2 separate regions of the Homo sapiens genome follow, and region 2 is linked to region 1. A link is an interaction called in ENCODE POLR2A ChIA-PET data of the cell type or tissue named here. Cell type or tissue: IMR-90. All regions are shown on one strand. Each heading gives the region's core, and the rest is flanking DNA. Links, peaks and the distances in the headings are about the cores only.

Evidence for each region. Peaks named below come from ENCODE experiments on the same cell type or tissue, not always from the same donor. Only the 100,000 strongest peaks of a DNase experiment are listed, where the experiment ranks them.
Region 2: POLR2A ChIA-PET joins it to region 1 with 8 read pairs; 1 of 35 experiments calls an interaction of 5 or more read pairs at or near these places.

The regions. Positions count from the first base shown.
Region 1 is chr17:78,399,646-78,405,743 of GRCh38, forward strand. It overlaps PGS1 (phosphatidylglycerophosphate synthase 1), which reads left to right. Exons shown (of 10, transcript NM_024419.5): 6 at 1,032-1,210; 7 at 3,923-4,444. It overlaps LOC124900399 (small nucleolar RNA SNORA30/SNORA37 family), which reads left to right and starts at 290; the gene lies at 290-418. RefSeq lists an enhancer at 883-1,388. In IMR-90, for the core only: no CTCF peak of the experiment used is centred there; no DNase peak of the experiment used is centred there; H3K27ac peaks cover 513 bases.
Region 2 is chr17:78,849,714-78,855,811 of GRCh38, forward strand. TIMP2 (TIMP metallopeptidase inhibitor 2) reads right to left here. Exons shown (of 5, transcript NM_003255.5): 5 at 3,264-6,098. The coding sequence ends at 5,954. Among named protein-coding and RNA genes, the nearest start is that of USP36, 12 kb to the left of the region's middle. In IMR-90, for the core only: a CTCF peak has its summit at 3,172 (motif pointing left); a DNase peak (open chromatin) is centred at 3,288; H3K27ac peaks cover 328 bases.

The sequences.
Region 1 (6,098 bases), core at 1,349-5,348:
TGTAGGTCTGGCTGCTGTGCACCCGCGGCACCTCCCCGACACTGTCTCTGCCACTGAGGCTAGAATTCCCCGGGGGCTGACTGGAAGCCACTGTTGACAGGGCACTTAGTCTGTGCTGGCCACTCAGGTATGTTGTCTGTTTCCACCCTCAGTGACCCTCTGTAGTATTTTCCTCACTGTGTACATGTGGAAACAGATCAGAGAGGATGAGTCACTTTGTCAGGTAGACAGAGCCAGAAAAATAAACAAGAGTCAGACCTGGAAGTCCAGGTCCTTAGGCTGATAAATATGGGCCCTTTCACAGGCCCTCCCCTCGGCAGTGGGGCCAGGATTGGGTTGCTGGTGCTGAGAGAAAGCCCTTGATTGCATCCTTGCTCTGGGACTGTACCAGTGGCAGCTGTCACTTAGTGGGACAGAGAGAACAAACAAACATGGGCGCTGATAAATAGCCCTGCATGGGCCGGGCGCAGTGGCTCACGCCTGTAATCCCACATTTTGGGAGGCTGAGGCAGAGGGATCACCTGACGTTAGAAGTTCAAGACCAGCCTGGACAACATGGTGAAGCCCCGTCTCTACTAAAAATACAAAAATTAGCTGGGTGTGGTGGCACACACCTGTAATCCCAGCTACTCGGGAGGCTGAGGCAGGAGGATCACTTGAACCTGGGAGGCGGAGGCTGCAGGGAGCCAAGATCATGCCACTGCACTCCAGCCTGGGCGACAGAATGAGATTGTCTCAAAAAAAAAAAAAGCCCTGTGTGGTTAGTTGACTTTCTGTGTCTGCATCTCCTCTTCTCAGCTACACTGTCGGCTCCTTGAGAGGAGGAGGCTGTGGGTCACTTTGCTGTGTCACCTTGGATCAACTCTGGCTTTGTCTTTTGCACGTGTTCATTGCTGAGTAGCTATTTGTTAACTGCATCTTGACCTGAGTTTGTCACCCCCCTGCTAGTTCACCTGAGACCTGGGTCACCAGGACACGCTGCTGCATACCCTTGCCTGAGTCCTCCTCACCTGCATCTTCCCTCCCTGTAGTGCAAACCTGAGTGACTCCTACTTCACCAACCGCCAGGACCGCTACGTGTTCCTGCAGGACTGTGCGGAGATTGCCGACTTCTTCACGGAGCTGGTGGACGCGGTGGGGGATGTGTCCCTGCAGCTGCAGGGGGACGACACGGTGCAGGTGGTGGATGGGATGGTGCATCCTTACAAAGGTAGGGGCTGCCGCTGACACCCTTCTATGGCTGTGGGTGGGGTGGAGTGAGGGCCCGGGAGAGCACAACTCTAGGTGGTTCTGCCACAGGCATAGGGGACTTGGGTGGCAAGGCTTCATTCTGCTTTTGTCCTTGAAGCCAGACAGATGTGACTCACTGACCATCAGTCATGCTCTGTGGGTGAGAGAGCCAGCCCAGAAAGGTGGGAGCTTGGGCTTGGGACTCCTACTCCTTGAGGCGGAGTCACTCAGGTTTGCACTACAGGGAGGGAAGACGCAGGTGAGGAGGACTCAGGCAAGGGTATGCAGCAGCGTGTCCTAGTGACCCAGGTCTCAGGTGAACTAGCAGGGGGGTGACAAACTCAGGTCAGGACGCAGTTAACAAATAGCTACTCAGCAATGAACACGTGTGCCTGGGCGAGTGACCCAGAAGCCTGCCCTGCATCACAGGAAGCAACCAGGCCAGCAGCTGTTCGCCTAGGGCCCATTTCCCCAAGCCTATCACCTGGGCCTGTGGCTCCCAGCTCCCTTGAGCTCTGTGGCCCCCTGCCTGGAAAATGAAGTGGAAGAGCTCTCAGCTCTGCCCACTGGAACCAGGCAGGTTCTGGCGTGAGTGTTCTGGGGCATTTGCATTCCTGTGATTCCTGCGGCTGTGGCTCCCCCATGGCCTTTAGAGAGCTGCTGCTGGATTTGCAGCAGTGTCTGAACTTGGGGAGGAGGAGCTGAAGTTGGAACTTGTTGGGAGAAGAGCTCTCTGCGTCTTGTGGACCTAGAATGGAAGCATTTCAGTGGGCCGTCTGGTGGAAGCCCTGTCCTTGTGTCAGGGGAGCCCTGGGCCTCAGACCCCGACCGTGATGGTGTGATGCTCTGCCTGCCGCCATGCACTGTTCCTACTGTTGTATTTTGAATTTCATCTGTAAAGAGCTTGTGGAGCTCTGTATCTCTCTTGCTGAGTGCCTACCTAGCATCCTCAGCTTTGCCTTTTGGCCCAGAAAGCCTAAAATATTTACCATCTGACCCTTAAAGAAAATGTGTGTGGATCCCTGGTCTAATGTAACGGGCCAGGCATGGATATGAGAGAAAACAGGCCATGCTTAGGCCAGGATGAGAGCCAGCACGCTCCGAGCAGGAGCGGGGAGACTCGAGCCCAGCTGTGCTTGGGAGAATGAGTCCACAGAGAGGCTCAGGGTGTGCGCAGGGCCCCCCGGTGCTCCTCCCTCCGGCAGCCCTGTCCAGCATGTGGCAGTGTGACTCCTTTCTCCCCTGGAGGGTGTTGGCATCAACAGGCTAGACTCCTGCATGGGATGGTCCTTCTCTTTGTTCTGTAGCCCAGCCCTGAAAGGCACTGAGTGTCTGTTCCTGCCCCCAGCTCAGACCATGCAAGCCAGCAAGGATGACCTGGGACAGCCCTCCTTCCCTGTTTCACTTCCCTGATCAGCCTTGCCAAAGCCTTGTTGTTTTATCAATCGTTTATCAGACAATCAACTTTGGACAGTTGATATTCTCCATTTTTGTATCATTTTCATTCTAGTAATTTCTATTCATATATATATATATATATATATATATATATACACACACACACACACATATGTATGTATATATTTTTGAGATGGAGTTTTTGCTCTCGTCACCCAGGCTGGAGTGTGGTGGCACGATCTCAGCTCACTGCAACCTCTGCCTCCGAGGTTCAAGTGATTCTCCAGCCTCAGCTGCCCGAGTAGCTGGGGTTACAGGCACACAACACCACACCTGGCTAATGTTTGTACTCTTGGTAGAGACAGGGTTTCACCATGTTGGTCAGGCTGGTCTCAAACTCCTGGCCTCAGGTGATCTGCCCGCTCCTGCCTCCGTAAGTGCTGTGCTGGGATTATAGGCGTGAGCCACTGTGCCCGGCCTGTTCTTATTTTTATTTTTTGCTTCCCTATACTGTATTCTTGGTTTTATTCTGTTGTTTCTTTCCCCTGTCTTCCTGAGTTGGATGCTTAACTCATTAATTTTCAGCTTTGTCTTGTCTGATAATAGCATCTTTCCCTTCAGTGTGTCTGCATGGTCACCTGTCACCAGTGTCTTGTCCGAATACAAAAGGCACCCCATGCAGAGCCTGAGCCTGCCCGTTCTTCCTCTCTCTCAGGCACTGTCACTGCTGTGGGAAGCTTTCCCACATGGTGATGTGCTTATCCAAGGTGATGGCTTGCCCTGTGACCCCATCTGTGGAATACGCATGCTCCTTTTTTGGTTATACTTGCATGTCTTTATTTGACTGAGCTTCCTTATTGAAGTAGAACATGCACCCCGAGCACCAGTCGCAGGTGTACAGCCATGAACCTGCTGCTAGTGGACCTGCTTCCTGGAGGCCCCCCGTATGTCCCCCCCAAGGAATTATCCCAAAGGTAACCACTATCCTGATTTCTCTCCCTGTCAGTTTGTCTTGCCTGGTTTTGAGCTTGTTTGTAATTGGAATGATACGTCGACATGCCTTTCACTTCTGCCTGAGTGTGGGCTACTGTGGACCAGGCCCTTGTCTTGGGCAAACTATATCCCCAGAGGAGCCTCGCTCTGGGCTTGGGGTCCTGGGCCCACTCAGCGAGTGTTCAGTGAACATCCAGTTGTAGCGTCTGCACTTGCCTATCACATGCCCTGTCCCCTGAGCTGGGCAGAGTCCAGACCCTCCATTTCTCTTCCCTTCACTCTTCTTTCACGTCTTCCCCAGGGGACCGGGCCGAGTACTGCAAGGCAGCCAATAAGAGGGTCATGGATGTGATCAACTCAGCCAGGACCCGCCAGCAGATGCTGCATGCCCAGACCTTCCACAGCAACTCTCTTTTGACCCAGGAAGATGCAGCAGCTGCTGGGGATCGCAGACCAGCCCCTGACACCTGGATTTATCCGCTGATTCAGATGAAGCCCTTCGAGATTCAAATCGATGAGATTGTCACTGAGACCCTGTTGACTGAGGCGGAGCGCGGGGCAAAGGTCTACCTCACCACTGGCTATTTCAACCTGACCCAGGCCTACATGGACCTGGTCTTGGGCACTCGGGCTGAGTACCAGATCCTGCTGGCCTCACCAGAGGTGAATGGCTTCTTTGGGGCCAAGGGGGTGGCCGGCGCCATCCCAGCGGCCTATGTGCACATCGAGCGACAGTTCTTCAGTGAGGTGTGCAGCCTGGGACAGCAGGAGCGGGTCCAGCTTCAGGAGTACTGGCGGAGGGGCTGGACGTTCCACGCCAAAGGTGCGCAGCGGCTGGCTGGAGGACGTTCCAGTGTGGGACAGCCACAAACATGGGCAGGGGGTGGGGAGCCCTGGCGCCTACCTGTTAGAGTGCTGTACTTCTCCCTTCCTACCTTCCCAGCAGCCCTTGCAGGCACATCATAGCTGTCCCATGACTTGGGGAGAGGCGAGCATTCATCTCCTCAAGGGAATTTTTTTTTTTTTTTTTTTTTTGTGACAGTCTTGCTCTGTTTCCCAGGCTGGACTGCAGTAGCATGATCTCAGTTCACCGCAACCTCCACTTCCCGGTTCAAGCAGTCCTCCCACCGTAGCCTCCTGAGTAGCTGGGACTACAGGCGCGTGCCACCATGTCTGGCTAATTTTTGTATTTTTGTAGAGATGGGATTTTACCATGTTGCCCAGGCTGGTTTTGAACTCCGGAGCTCAAGTGGTCTGCCTGCCTTGCCTCCCAAGAAGTGAATTTCAGTTGTGTAAAATCCGTCTCTTTTATGCATCAAAGACTGTATATGGTCACATTATTTGGTGGCTGTGGTAAAGATGTGGTGACATAACCTCTCCTAAGAGATGGAGAGGAACATGCCTTAGCTGTGAGATGGAATGTCACTCTTGTCGCTCAGGCTGGAGTGCAATGGTGCGATCTTGGCTCACCGCAACCTCCTCCTCCTGGGTTCAAGCGATTCTCCTGCCTCAGCCTTCCGAGTAGATGGGATTACAGGCCTGTACCACCACGCCTGACTAATTTTTTATTTTTAGTAGAGATTGGGTTTCTCCATGTTGGTCAGGCTGGCCTTGAACTCCTGACTTGAGGTGATCCACCTGCCTTGGCCTCCCAAAGTGCTGGGATTACAGGTGTGAGCCACCACGCCCGGCCCTTAGCCTTGTGTTGATTGTCAGAGTTCCTGCTTGTTGGCAACTTTTTTTTTTTTTGAGACAGAGTCTTGCTCTGTTGCCCAGGCTGGAGTGCAGTGGCACGATCTCAGCTCACTGCTACCTCTGCCTCCCGGGTTCAAATGATTCTTGTGCCTCAGCCTCCCTAGTAGCTGAGATTACAGGCATGCACCATTACGCCTGGCTAATTTTTGTATTTTTAGTAGAGATGGGGTTCCACCATGTTGGCCAGGCTGGTCTCGAATGCCTGACCTTGTGAGCCACTTGTCTCAGCCTTCCACAGTGCTGGGATTACAGGCGTGAGCCACTGCGCCCGGCTGGCAATGCCTTTCTCAGGGAGAAAGAAGATTCATTAGGGATCATTTGTTTTGGCATCAGCAGCCCAGTTTTCTTGTCTTTTCCTCACTATTGCTATTGTTTTTTTCCCTATATGCCAATGTCTGCCTTTTTTCCCCATAGCTGAGGAAATGGAGGCTCTGTGCACAGTCTTGCTGGTGGGGGTGGTAGGAAGAGGGTCACACTCTGCAATGCATGTTTATCCCTCTCAGGCATCTGGCGGAGCAGCCGAAATGGGGCAGAATCCCAGGGGCAGCTCTCTAAGACATGGGTATAACATGCTGGAAACCCTGTGCTTAGCAGTGGGCTTACTGCATGGCCTCTTAATGCTGGGAGGGTGCCCGCCTCTAGCAGCGGGACCATGACTCCTTTCTGACGCTGGGGACCCCCAATCCTGGAGCTAGTCTGTCTAGAGAAGGGGAAATGGTGCC
Region 2 (6,098 bases), core at 916-4,915, 450 kb after region 1:
TCACTGCAACCTCCGCCTCCCGGGTTCAAGCGATTCTGTATCAGCCTCCCGAGTACCTGGGATTACAGGCGCCCACCACTGTACCTGGCTAATTTTTGTATTTTTAGTAGAGACGGGGTTTCACCACCTTGGCCAGGGTGGTTTTGAACGCCTGACCTCAGGTGATCTGCCTGCCTCGGCCTCCCAAAGTGCTGGGATTACAGGTGTGAGCCACCGTGCCAGGCCTAATTTTTGTATTTTTAGTAGACACGGGATTTCGCCATTTTGGCCAGGCTGGTCTCGAACTCCTGAACTCAGGTGATCCTCCCGCCTTGCCCTCCCAAAGTGCTGGGATTACAGGTGTAAGCCATGGCGCCCGGCCTACAAACTAATCTTAAATCGTTTTCAAAGATCAGCAAAACATGGATAATTGTTGAAAACAGATCATAGACACATGGAGTTGGTCATACCATTCTCTGCATTTTTGTATATGTTTTAAATTTTCCATAATGACTTTAAGTTTGACTTAAATGCATAAATATATGAAAAGGGTATAAATCACCTGGCGTGCTGCTTACTAAAACTCCAAATGTGGGCTGCAAATGCCAAGTAAGTTCATTTGTATGAAATGGAAAGTTTTGATATTATTATTATAGTATACCACTCAACCATTTTCCCTACATATTTGGACATACAGAAGAAATAATCCAAATATTTCTGCAGTAGATATTAAGTGGATCACATTTAATGTGACATTGGAGCAAACTTCAGATGTCGTAAGTTTGTTCTTGCTTTTTGGGCAGTAACTGCACACAGTAGGAAACACGATTCTTCTGGCTGCCCCTGGAATAACAGATTCTGCACAACAGTGTGCACATGGGCCAGGGGGCAGCTAACTGTTCAAATACACCATTGAAGAATGTCCATGGCTGGGTGCAGTGGCTCAGGCCTGTAATCCCAGCACTTTGGGAGGCCGAGGCGGGCGGATCACAAGGTCAGGAGATCGAGACCATCCTGGCTAACATGGTGAAACCTCGTCTGTACTAAACATACAAAAAATTAGCCAGGCGTGGTGGCAGGTGCCTGTAGTCCCAGCTACTTGGGAGGCTGAGGCAGGAGAATGGTGTGAACCCGGGAGGTGGAGGTTGCAGTGAGCCGAGATCGCGCCACTGCACTCCAGCCTGGGCGACAGATCAAGACTCTGTCTCAAAAAAAATAAAATTAAATTAAAAAAAATTTCATATGGTGAAGTATTATGAGACTTTTGATTGAAGTTTGAATTATGATGGGAACATCTTTCTCAGCACAAGGATAGGGTGGGGGCAGGGAGAAACAACCTGGAGAATAAGAGAGACCCGGGAGGCCAAGCACTGTGGCTTACCGGAGGCCAACGTGGGCAGATCACTTGAGGCCAGGGGTGTGAGACCAGCCTAGCCAACACGGTGAAACCCCGCCTCTACTAAAAATGCAAGAATTTGCCGGGCATGGTGGTGCCCACCTGTAATCTCAGCTACTCTCGAGGCAGAGGTTGCGTTGAGCTGAGATCACACCGCTGCACTCCAGACTGGGCAATGAGGCGAGACTCTGTCTGAAAAAAAAAAAAAAACAAAAAAAAAGAAAAGAAAAGAAAGAAAGAAGGGGGAGCTTCAATAGTTATTTAAAAAAAGAGAGAGAGAGAGAGACCTAGGAGTTAGATCAACCAACTGCAATGGATGGATCTTATTTGGGTCTTGATTCAAACCCATAAACCACGCAAAAGCATCTATGAGACAGTCAGAGATGTTAGAACACTGACTGGATATTTGATGACATTGATGAATTCTAAGTAAGTTTTTGACATGTGATAAAGCTATTTTGGATTTTGTCGTTGTTGTTGTTTGAGACAGGATCTCACTCTGTCACCCAGATTGGAGTGCAGTGGTGCGATCTCAGCTCACTGCAACCTCCACCTCCTGGGCTCAAGTGATCCTCCCACCTCAGCCCCCCGAGTAGCTGGGACTACAGGCATGCACCACCACACCCAGCTAATCTTTGTATTTTTTGTAGAGTTGGGGTTTCTCCATGTTGTCCAGGCTGGTCTTGAACTCCTGGGCTCAAGCAATCCGCCCACCTTGGCCTCCCAAAGTGCTAGGACTATAGGTGAGCCACCGTACCTGGCCTGGAAAAAGGTTTTAAAAGTAGTTTTTATTTTTTGGCTGGGCACGGTGGCTCACGCCTGTCATCCCAGCACTTTGGGAGGCCCAGGCGGGCGGATCACAAGGTCAGGAGTTCGAGACCAGCCTGACCAACATGGTGAAACCCTGTCTCTTTTTGTATTTTTGTAAAAATACAAAAATTAGCTGGGCGTTGTGGCGGACACCTGTAATCCCAGCTACTCAGGAGGTTGAGACAAGAGAATCACTTGAACCCAGGAGGCAGAGGTTGCAGTGAGCCAAGATCATGCCATTGCACTCCAGCCTGGGTAACAGAGCGAGACTCCGTCTGAAAAAAAAAAAAAGTAGTTTTTATTTTTTAAACATATGTGTACTGGAATATTTATAAATGAGACTGCTTCATGCCTGGAATTTTTTCTTCCAAATAATTTCGTGAATGGTGGGTGAAGACTGAGTGTAGGTCTAAAGCTGGCCATGAAGCCCTCAGTGTCGAAGCTGTGAGACGGGTGCATGGCTCTGCGTGTCTCTATAATAAAAAGCCAGAGGTATGTGTTGAATGAAGGGGACCCTCTCCTACACTTCTGCCCCTTCATCCACCTAAGGAAACCACATTTGCTTTTACCTGTCCCATCTCTGCTGCCCCGTCTCTGCCACTGCATCGCACTTTTCTTTTCTTTTTTCTTTTTTTTTTTTTTTGAGACAGGGTCTCACTCTCTTGCCCAGGCTGGAATGCAGTGGTGCAATTATAGCTCACTGCAACCTCTGCCTCCGAGGTTCAAGTAATCCTCCTATCTCAGCCTTTTGAATAGCTGGGACCACAGGTACATGCCACCACGCCTATTTTTTGCAGAGACAGGGTTTTGCGAAGTTGGCCAGGCTAGTCTCGAACTCCTGGGCACAAACAATCCACCCGCCTTGGCCTCCCAAAGTGCTGGGATGACAGGCGTGAGCCACCACACCTGGTCTGCATCCCATATTTGACTCAGAGCTCACTGGCCTTGTTTCTCTGGAGGACACAGGGCGCCCCCTCCCGCCGGACAGGAGAGGCTCCTTGCAGAGGCTGATTCCCATTCTTGAGCTAGGAAGTGGCCGTTCTGAACATCGGATACAGCCACACGGAGAGAGCCCACGTTCTCTTTGATAATACTGTTTATTGTCCACGGACCGAGCGATTGCTCAAGAATGATACAAAGCATCAGAGACATGCGCAGTCTGCTTGTCAACTTTCAACAACTCTTGTGTGTTCCCAGCACCGGAAGGTCTCAGACTTCATATTCCAGCATAAACACAGTGCTCCCCTCCCCCAAAAATCCAAACGGAAACAAAATCAACAGAGCTTTAAATTACGGCAGCAAGTCCAATATTTCTTAATACTTATCAAGCAAAGATTTGAAAATAACTACAATGTAAACTTTATTTTAAATATTTTGAGTTGCTTGCAGGATGAAAATAGGAGAAGAGAGCTGTGCTTAGAACATAACATATAAATTAAACGATGCCAAATGGAGAGCCTTCTTAAACTATATATATATTGCCACTATTTATTGTGAAGGTATTTGAGCGGCTTCCTCTGTCAGCTGCCACCCGGCTCTTCTTAACCTGTTTTGTTTTCTGCTCAGCACGGTTAAAAGACCAACGTGTGTGGATCAAATATAAAGGCCACACCTTTCAGACCGAACCTACTCAAAGATCCTTTACTTTGCAATAATTTGAACTGGAGAACCAAAGACGGGAGACGAATGAAAGCAAAGATGCTCAAAGAACCAAAGGAAAGACCTGAAGGAATCCACCTGCATAGGCCACGCGTTCCACTCTGGGTCAAATGCTTCCACGATGCAGAAACCTTTTTTTAAAAAAGTGCAAGTCTAATACCTACCAAGGGTAATAAAAAACACAGCACAGGAATGATTACAGCTGATGTCAAAAACAAACCAAAACATTAAAAAAACAATCAGCAGAAACAGGAGTAAATGTTACATATGATATCACCATACAGGAAGCGAACAGGGGTGGGGTGTTATATGGGTTGGAGGGGTCTGGTGGAGTTGTATATACTGAAATCACATGGACTGGTCCATTATGACATCTTACCAACTTTAGGTCACTGTACAGCATGAAAACGCCCGTGGGGCAGGGGCCGATTCCTGGATACCCTCCCAGTCTGCCCTAGAAAGGGAAGTCATCAAGATCTGTGCTGACCAGGTCCCGGTGGGCATGGGGGCTGCATGCCACTTGGGGGTCAGGAGTCTTAACAGGTGCTTTGGGGTTGCCGCTGAATAGAACAGGCTAAGGTGGCTTTGGAAGCATTTTGCAAGACCACGCCCAGGCCGCCAAGCTTCGGTTTCATTGCGTGTGTATGTTTACATAATGTGCCTGTATATCGTCAGTTTATCTTTACAACACAGGTGGGAGGAAACAAGAGATTCTCCTTATCATTACCGAGAAAGTTCTTCCTATCCTAACCCCCATATCACTGGCTTCAGGAAACCACACTGAGGGAACACATAGGTTCCCTAGTTCCCTAGGAAGTTTCTTAGCTAGGTAATCTTTGTCATTTAAGAAATACAAGCAGAAGTTGGTATATCTGCAACTCAGGTTCACCTATCATCTGAGAATTCACCTTTAGAAAAATAAGATGTCTCTTAAAACAGGCCATAGTGTCCTGGAGGCTGAGAAAGAAGTGAGTGTGTCACCAAAGCCACCTACCTCCAAAATCCTTCCCTTCCTAGGCTGGACTTCTTACTATGCTTAGCTGGCGTCACATGCAGAAAGCCCCGTGCAGAACGATGGCTGTCAGTCTTTGAGGGAGGGAACACTAAGCCTGGGAGGGCACAGCAAGACCCAGCTTTTTCTGTCCTCAGGATGTGCAGATGGGGAGCCCAGCCGGGCCCTGCACACAAGCCCGGATAAAGCAAAGCTGTGCAACTCAATCCAGGTGCCTGATGCCAGAACAGGCAAGAAGCAATGGCAACCGCAGCAGCTAGGGAAGGGACCTTGAGGGCAGCCACCGGCCCCGGACAGCAGCCTCAGGACAGGACCTCACCGATTCCTCCTGCAAGCTGGGGAGCATGTGGGCGGGGGGGGGGGGGTGGGGGGGTGGGTGCAGACCAAAAAGACTCAGCTGAGGCTGGAACGCAGCTCAGCTGGGGTTTCTCGCTCCCATTTCTACAAGGCTCAGAGGGAGGCTCCCACTGGAATTCTGAGGATTAATAGGATTGATGGGGCTCCTTCAAGAACTAGCCACTGGTTCCAGGCTGCCCTTGGATGTGGGGGGAGTCAGGTGCTGGGAGCTCATGGTGGGCACCGGGGCGATGGGAGCACTTGCCAGGGGCAGGGAGTGCAGAGGCGTGGAAGCTGCAGAAAACAAGGGCCATGTCCCTCTCAAGATGAAAGGGACCTGGTAGGCCTGCTACACAGTCTTGCAACGACCCTCAAAAGTTTCTGCAAAATGCACATTTCCAGGCCCTGCCCTAACCCAGCTGGGAGATCCCTAAGTGCTGCCTGCTTGGCATCTGTGACGGTGCCAAGGCAGGGACTGGGAGGGAAGCCGCGTGTCCCAGCCCTGCCTGCACCCAAGGATCGAAGCCCCAGACACATAGTGCCTGGCAGAGGGAGGATGGGATGAGGACCTTGGACCCACGTCTCCCTCCAGACCCACAACCATGTCTAAAAGGAGAAGGGGGGAGCAGAATCATATTAATTTGGACCCATGGGATGAGTGTTTTATTCATGCTGTTTCCAGGAAGGGATGTCAGAGCTGGACCAGTCGAAACCCTTGGAGGCTTTTTTTGCAGTTGGCCACAGGGGCGTTGGAGGCCTGCTTATGGGTCCTCGATGTCGAGAAACTCCTGCTTGGGGGGCGCCGCGCCGCGGTACCACGCACAGGAGCCGTCACTTCTCTTGATGCAGGCGAAGAACTTGGCCTGGTGCCCGTTGATGTTCTTCTCTGTGACCCAGTCCATCCAG